Linked DNA regions of Homo sapiens: region 2 is linked to region 1. A link is a contact called in ENCODE Hi-C or POLR2A ChIA-PET data. All regions are on one chromosome and are shown on one strand. Each heading gives the region's core, a stretch centred on a gene start or an enhancer-like site at or near the end of the contact. The rest is flanking DNA. Distances are from core to core; before and after follow the strand shown.

Region 1 (4,024 bases), core at 670-3,169:
TAGGGACCCCTAGATTTCAGGTCCCCAAATGTACATGTCTCATCAACAGATGCAGCAGACTCCGTAGGGAAACTTTGGAAATACAGATTCCTGAGCCCTGCCCCCACAGAGGCTGGCTATGTAGGTCCCTGGGCCCTGCATTTAAAGATCCCCCCAGGCATTGCTGGAGGGCAGGAGGGTGGGAGTCCCCGGACCAGATGGACCCTGACAGCCTGACAGCTTTTACTTATCAAACCCATGCGGGCCCCACCTCCTGGGATGCTGGCTCTGCAAACTCACCTCTGCGGAGCCCGTTCCTAGGACTGGTTGCCAGCAGTGTGGTGAGGGCAGTCTGAAGGGTTCCCGGTGGTGGTCATAGAGCCTGCACACGCCTCCTTCTCCCACCGATACCTGTTATGGGTGGGATTGTGCATCCCACATTCATATGTCGATGTCCTGACCCCAGTACCTCAGAATGTGACCTCATTATTTGGAACTAGGGTCACTGCAGAAGAACCTAGTTAAGATGAGGCCACACTGGAGTAGGGTGGGTGGACGGCCTTGTGAAAGGCTGCAGCGAGGGGCTGAGGCAGATGCTCCCTCCTGGCCCTCCACGGAGCCCACCTGCCTACACCTGGATCTTGGACTCATGGCCTCCAGACCTTGTAGAGACATTTCTTTTCTTTTTCTCTCCCTTCCTTCCTTTCTTTCCTCCCTCCTTCCTTCCTTCCTTCCTTCCTTCCTTCCTTCCTTCCTTCCTTCCTTTCTTTCCTTCTTTCTTCTTTTTTTGTTTTGTTTTGAGACAGAATTTTGCTCTGTCACCCAGGCTGGAGTGCAGTGACGCCATCTCAGCTCACTGCAACCTCCACCTCCCGAGTTCAAGGGATTCTCCGGCCTTAGCCTCTTGAGTAGCTGGGATTACAGGTGCCTGCCACTACACCCGGCTTATTTTTGTAGTTTTAGTAGAGACTGGGGTTTCACCATGTTGGCCAGGCTGGTGTCTTACTCCTGACCTCAGATGATCCGCCTGCCTCAGCCTCCCGAAGTGCTGGGATTCTAGGCATGAGCCACCGCGCAGGGCTGGAGAGACGTTTCTGTTGAAGCCGCCTGGTTTGCGGTGCTTGGCTCCAGCAGCCTCAGGCCACACACAATATCCCAGGGCGGCACCCTCAATGCCAGGCCCTGCTGGGAAGTCAAGGGCCGAGGTGAACATGCCCTCTGCACGGTAGGGGATTCAGAGTGCCGCCCTGCACCTGGGCTGGGGGAGGAGCGCAGAGCACACCGGCAGACCAGGGAGGGGCCCTTCCAGGAATGCGCTTTGTAGACAGCTGGGTAGGGCTGGGGCGGACTAAGGGGCCTGCGGGGTCTGGCGGAACCATCCAGGTGAGGGCGTGGTGGCGGGAGAGCCAAGAACAGCAGCTAGGTGTACTGCTTACCTGAGAAGGGGGGGTGGCCGCGAAGGGGGTTGGAGGCGTTGGGATGGGGGCCTAGTCAGACGCAGGTGGCCGCTGCCATTTGGCATTGCCCGGTCTGGAGGACAGGGAGAAAACCTGGCTGGAGACACAGCTGGTCACTGACTGCCTGAGTCCCTGGGGCCGCGGTGTGGGCGACCTTCCTGCGGGACCCGCAAGCCCAGAGCAGGTGCAGGTTGTGGGTACAGCTGAGGCAGCCGAAGGACCAAGGGGAGGGCCTTAGAAGGAGGGTGGGCTGGGGGCGCGGGGTGGAGACAGGGCTGTGCCTTCCTCCCAGCAGGTGGGTTCCCGACGGGTGGGCGTGCGTGCAGGGCCCCCGGCCCGAGAACCGGCCCCAGCCTCGGCGGGCGCGGGCAGCAGATGGCGCTGCCGGGCTGCGCTCCGCCTCGGGTTCGGGGAGCGCCGGGTGGGGGTGGCGGGCGAGCCCAAGTCGAAGCCCGAGGCGGGAGAAGAGCTCATACTACGTTCCCCGGGCCGGACAGGCGGGCTCCGGAGGGGCGCTCGCCCCGCCCATGCGGGACAGGTGTTTGCCCACCTAGGCCCCGGACCCGGAGCCGCGCTGCCCACGTGCTCGGAGCGGAGCAGCTGCTCCCCGCGCCCGCCCTCCACGCCAGCAGTGCCTGGGGACCCGGACCCGCGAGGGGCGCGCAGGACGCGGGAGCCGAGGAGCAGCGGCGCTTTGCGGATGGAGAGCGCCGCGGAGGGCAGTCTGGGAGTGGGCGCGGCCCCGCCGGGCGTGAGGTCATCGCGAGCAGCTGGCGCACCCCCCGCGCCTGCCTCCCGGTCCTCGGAGCCCCCGGCTGCGCCCCGCGGCGCGCGCAGGTTGGGCAGGTTCTGGGCTCTGGGCGGCGGGGCGTGGAGGAGCCCTGGGGCGGGATTGTGACTGGGCGCTTCCTGCGGGGTTGGCGGCCCGGACGCCGGTGCCACCCGAGCCACCCAGCGATGCTCTGGGCCCCCTACGTCGGGGCTGACCTCACCGCCCATCCTGGCGGACCCCGCCCGCTCTAATGGGACCGCGCCCACCCTACACTGGCCTGCAGCCGCCGTCCTCCCGGCTGCGGGTTCCTTGCCCTCAGGGAGGGCGGGGCCGCCACCAGCTGCCCGGAGAGGTGGGGGGACCCAAACCTCCCCTCGCCCACACCAACCCCGTCCTACTGCCCTCAATCCTGCCCCTCCTGGAGTTTCTTGTTACGGTCCACACAGGCGAAGGGCCCCATCGGCCGCGCCTTGCCAGCCCTAATGCCCTCCGAGAGGCGGAGGCCCCACAGTAGGAACCCGGACTGAAGTCACTCCCTGGCGCTGCTAGGGGCTCAGGGTGGAGGGCTCAAGGGTGTCCGGGAAGGGCCTTCGCCCTTCAGCCTCAAAGCCCCCCCAGTCCTCTGGTTTTCTGTTCCTCTTTTGGGCCCCCAGCTTGTGAGCGCCCGCTGGGTAGGTGGGCAAGAGGTGACCGAGCAGAACCAGGCACCGGGACCGTCCGGTTTGGGTCTGGCTTCCACACTGGCTGCAGTGCGCCCTGCCCCAGGCCGGCAAAGTCTCTGAGCCCCATTCCTGCCGCTGGCCGAAGGATTGGGTTGGGCGAGGAAGATATGGAAACTGCCCCACAAGCCCCCCTCCCACCCCCAGGACGCCGCCCCCACCGGCTAGGCTCTGGGCAGGCCTAGTGTCCACTGATCTCGCCAATCGGCCCTGTGTTCCAGGGCTGTCGGGGGTCTCCTGGGCCAGGGGCTTGACGGAGGGAGTGGGGTGGGGAGGGTGGAGAGGCACCGGAATCTCTTTCTGCTTGGGAGTGGGGGCGGGCGGATATCAGGAGGGGCCACTGCCCCGCAGATGACCCAGAGCCGAAGACCGCGGGCTGTGGCCAGCGCAGGCTCCACGCGCCCCGACCCTCGCGGCAGGGAGGCCCCGCCCACTGTTGGGCAGGTTCTTGACTTCACCCTGCTTCCCCAAACGTTTCCGGGTGCAAACGCCCCTCTGGGCTGGGGTGGGATGAGGGAGGGGAGCCCTAGAATGGAGTTTTGTTTTCCTCCTCTGGCATCAGGTGCTCAAGCCCAAGCTCCTCCCTCCACCCGCCTCTGGCCCTTCCCTGGCTTCTATTTCCAGCTCTCCTTGGCTATTTATAGCTGCGACCGGCCGGCAATTGCGTCAGTCAGGGGCAGGCTTCGGCCGGCGATGCCAACGGTGCCACCAGTCCCCCTACATTCCCCTACCCTTCCTGGGTAGTCACCTGCCCTGCGCTGTCCTGGTCGGAGGCCCCAGGTGTGTGGGGGGCGGGAGTGCGTTCTGCAGGTGCGCTCAGCCATGAGGGCGCATGTGCTGGGGCAGAGTGGGAGGGCACTGGACTTGGTGGGGGGGGGGGGCAGCAGAATTCCTGGCGGGGAAGGGGTAAGCGGCGTCTTCCCCTTTCCTTCCCAGAGCTTCCTCCTGGGAGCTGCCTGGGGACAGGCCACTGTTCCTTGGTTTCATGGGTGGTGTCTGCAAAGACTGGGAGAGATGCCCCTGGACCTAGCACCCGTCCCCCTCCCCCCGCCCACCTTCCAGAATGAAGGCCCTTCACTGAGTTCCTCTCCTCTCAC
Region 2 (4,024 bases), core at 1,065-3,564, 62 kb after region 1:
CTGCCTACCATCCTGTGAGACGGTGGCTTCCCGAGCAGCCTCCAGCGCTCTGCTGTTACAGACGCCTGGGTCTGGGGGCTCCAGCCTTGCAGCCCACCTCCTCCTCCGCCAGCTCCTGCCTTCCCTCCCCATGAGTCGAACATGCTGGACTTTGGTCTAGGCCCTCCAGCCTCCGGAACTGGGAGAAATGGTGTCTGTTGTTCCGTCTTCCAGGCTTACTCTGTGGGTTTTGTTCTGGCAGCCCCAGCTGACAGAGGCAGCAGGGAAGGGACAGGTGGGCACCTGAATCAGAAGTCTGTGTAGGGAGGTGTCACAAGGAGGCAGGAAATAGATGTCTGTAGGAAGCCTTCCAGGAGATGCTGAGGGATTTGGCGACTTGTGGGGGAGAGAAGCCCAAGGGGCCTCCCAATTCTGTATCCTGGAAGATGGGAAAGACGGAGACGCCCCAAGCCAAGTGGATGCCACGGCTGAGTTGTGCCCCCTGGTTCATATGTTGGAGTCCTCAACGCAGTATCTCAGAATGGCACCTTATTTGAAGATAGGTCTTTACAGGGGTGATTAGTTCAAACATGGACCTAATGGAGTAGGGTGGGCCCTAGTCTAATCTGTGTCCTTATGCAAAGAGATGAGGACGCAGACACACACAGAGGGATGAGTACGTGAGGATATAGGGATGGCGGCATCAGTAAGCCACGGAGGGAGGCCTCAGGAGGACCCGGCCCTGAGGCACCTCGATGGCGGATTCCGGACTCCAGACTGTGAGACAATCCACTCCTGTTGCTTAAGCCACACGGTTTGTGGAGCAGCCCTAGCAAACTCACACAGCAGGGTACGGGGGGTTCCCAAATGCCTGGGAGTGCAACTCTGTGGAAAGTGTACATTTCTCTAATCACACAGAAGTTGAAACAAAAGAATCACAATGCAAACTCGTGGGAGGTGCAGATCGTATTTATTTAGAAGATCTAGCCTAGGCACTTACAAGGCGAAGCCCTGGGGAAAGAAACAGGGCCAGGTCGGAGGTAGAAGAGGAGACTGGGCGCCCCTCCTCCTCAGGAGAGGATCCTGGGGTCTCCAATAATTCCGAGTCCTCTAGGTCAACTCCAAAAGCAATCGGAGCGGTGGCAGCTCAGGCAGGATGAAGACGAAGCGGGGAGGAGCCAGGAGGTTGCGGGGACCGGGGAGAGGCGGCAGCAGGTCGGAGGATTCCAGTGTCAGCGTGTTTCCAGCAGGCTCACAGGAGGGGCCCAGGGATGTGGGATCTTGAAGCCCTGAGAAGGTTGAAGTGGTGGGGTCAGGAAAGGAAGACGGGATTCCGGGAGGGTTGATGGGCAGGACCCAGCATGCCAGAAGCCCTCATGACCTCAGAGGCTGAGCGGCTGAGTACTGAGCCCTGGACGCTAGGCTGCCTTAGTCCAGAGGAGGACAGATTCAGAGACGTGCTTCAGGAATTCAGGACACAGCTGCAATCATTCCTGGAGAGCCCGGATCTGTAGGACCCACTGAGGTTTGTGGGCAGAGCCTCAGATCTTGCACTGGCAGCAAATTGGGACACAGCAGCTGGACTGGGAGGAGCAGGGCTTGCAGCAGCTGGACTGGCAGCAGGATGACCCACAGCCTGAGGAGCAGCAGCAGGGCTTACAGCAGCTGGACTGGGAACAGCAGGGTTTGCAGCAGCTGGACTGGCAGCAGGATGACCCACAGCCTGAGGAGCAGCAGCAGGGCTTACAGCAGCTGGACTGGGAACAGCAGGGCTTACAGCAGCTGGACTGGGAGCAGCTGGGCTTGCAGCAGCTGGACTGGCAGCAGGATGACCCACAGCCTGAGGAGCAGCAGCAGGGCTTATAGCAGCTGCACTGGGAGCAGCCACAAGAACCGCAGCCCCCCTTGGAGCCCCCACGAAATCCACAGACCCCCTTGGAACCCCCACAGGAGCCACAGCTGGAGGAGCAGCAGACGGGCACACAGCAGCTGGAGCCACAGCCCCCCTTGGAGCCTCCACAGGAGCCACAGCCCCCCTTGCAGCCCCCACAAGAGCCACAGACCCCCTTGGAGCCCCCACAGGAGCCACAGCTGGAGCAGGAACAGGCTGGCACACAGCAGCACACGGGCTTGCAGCAGCAGACAGGTACACAGCAGCCGGAGCCACAGCCCCCATAGCCGGAGCCACAGCCCCCACAGCTGGAGCCACAGCCCCCACAGCTGGAGCCACAGCCTCCAGAGCAGCCAGAGCAGCCCATGGTTCTGGTGGGTTGAGGGTGGAGCAGGTAGAGGAGCAGGTGAGAGGGAGGTGTGCAGGTGTGGAGTTCTCTGAGCCCGGGCTCTTTATATTCCTGCCCAGGTGTTTATACTGAACACGTGAATACTTCTGTTGTTGTTTCTGCTATTTCACATGCACAAGTGTTATTTTTAATCTCTCCACAATCCCATGAGCCACCATCAGCTCAAGCCAAGCTGTCCTTTCCTTGGTTTCTAAATTTGGCCTCTTCCTCATAGGTGTTTCCCTTTGTTAGAAGACACTGGGCTCCCTCTCCAGTGGGTGTCCCAGGAGCCTGGGAGGCGGTGGTTGCTTGGCCGAAGGGTGGACCATTGTCCTTGGTGCTCAGGGCTCTCCTCAGCGATGCAGACCCTCCACCCCCTGGCATTGGTGTTTATATCAAGGATGGTCATTTGGTAAAAAATAAAATAAAATAAAAATTAAAAAAATAAGCTGAAAGAAAGGCTGTCTATAGGTTCCACCGCTTAAAAACTTCAAGTATAAATATTTTGTCAAATCTGTAAAACAAAGTTTTGAAGAGCATGGATTTGAGTGTGGCCCTGGTTCTCCTTTGTCTTTCTTACCTCTTCCTCCTGCGGTTTGGCTCACTCCTCCAGACACGGATTAGACCCACGTTCCCTTCAGGCAAGCTGGGCTCACAGAGGGAACAGAGGAACAGGACCCTTTCTAATGCTTTTGAGTTTTCCTCTATTAATTCTTTGTAAAAATTCTACAAATCAATGGATATTCTTCAAGTTTATTCTTCTTGAAGGCTACAAAAATTTTGATTAGCCAACCTCTCTAACACACTTTTATTTTCTAAAAGATTAATTTTAATATTTTTTTTTTGAGAAGGAGTATCGCTCTTGTCACCAGGGCTAAAGTGCAGTGACGCAATCTCGGCTCACTGCAATCTCTGCCTCCTGGGTTCAAGCAATTTTCCTGCCTCAGCCTCCCCAGTAGCTGGAATTACAGGCGCCCACCACCAGGCCTGGCTAATTTTTTTGTATTTTTAGTGAAGACAGAGTTTCACCATGTTGGGCAGGCTGGTTTCGAACTCCTGACCTCAGGTGAACCACCCGCCTCAGTCTCCCAAAGTGCTGGGATTACAGGTGTGAGCCACTGCACCCAGCCAAATTTTAATTTTTTATTAAGGTAAAATTTACATGCAGTGAAAAAAAATTTTTTTTCTGAGTCTCCCTCTGTCACCCAGGCTGGAGTGCAGTGATGCAATTTCAGCTCACTACAACCTCTGCCTCCCGAGTTCAAGCAATTCTCCTGCCTCAGCCTCCCAAGTAGCTGGGATTACAGGCACCCACCACCACACCCAGCTAATTTTGTATTTTTAGTAGAGACGGGGTTTCACTATGTTCGCCAGGCTGGTCTCGAACCCCTGACCTCAGGTGATCCACCTGCCTTGGCCTCCCAAAGTGTTGGGATTACAGGCATGAGCCACCAGGCTTGGGCTGCATTTTTTTTTTTTTTTTTTTGAGACGGGGTCGCATTCTGTCGCCCGGGCTGGAGGGCAGTGGTGTGATCCTAGCTCACTGCAGCCTTGGTCTCCTGGGCTCTGCACATATTTTGAGTGTACAATTCCATGAGTTCCGCTAAACATGTACTCGTGTGCCCATCACTCCAACCATGACCAACTGCTTCACCCCCAGAAGTTTCCCTTTCGCCGCCTTCCCTTCCTGCCCATCGCTCCAGGCACAGCTCTGCTGACCAGTTGTGCCTGTTGTTGAATGTTGCAAAAATGAAATCATTAAAAAT

Evidence for each region. Hi-C counts contacts between places; a loop is a spot of excess contacts on that map. ChIA-PET counts read pairs that join two places held with the same protein, here RNA polymerase II (POLR2A). Pooled maps may share reads with other maps.
Region 2: a loop to region 1 is called in a pooled map, with 2.6 times the contacts of the local background. The contact joins the promoter of KRTAP5-3 here to the enhancer-like site in region 1. A Hi-C loop is called at or near these places in 1 of 168 maps with a recorded cell type or tissue (HCT116) and 10 of 50 pooled maps. POLR2A ChIA-PET finds 5 or more read pairs at or near these places in 4 of 52 experiments (H1, PC-3 and WTC11).

What each region holds. Positions count from the first base shown.
Region 1 is chr11:1,544,971-1,548,994 of GRCh38, forward strand. No RefSeq gene overlaps it. Among named protein-coding and RNA genes, the nearest start is that of DUSP8, 25 kb to the right of the region's middle. Within about 2 kb of position 1,920, at least 13 of the 41 ENCODE cell types and tissues checked have a DNase peak (open chromatin) inside an H3K27ac peak, as active enhancers do; they include HCT116, where a contact is called at or near this core.
Region 2 is chr11:1,606,149-1,610,172 of GRCh38, forward strand. It overlaps KRTAP5-3 (keratin associated protein 5-3), which reads right to left and starts at 2,315. Exons shown (of 1, transcript NM_001012708.2): 1 at 1,417-2,315. The coding sequence starts at 2,237. The coding sequence ends at 1,521.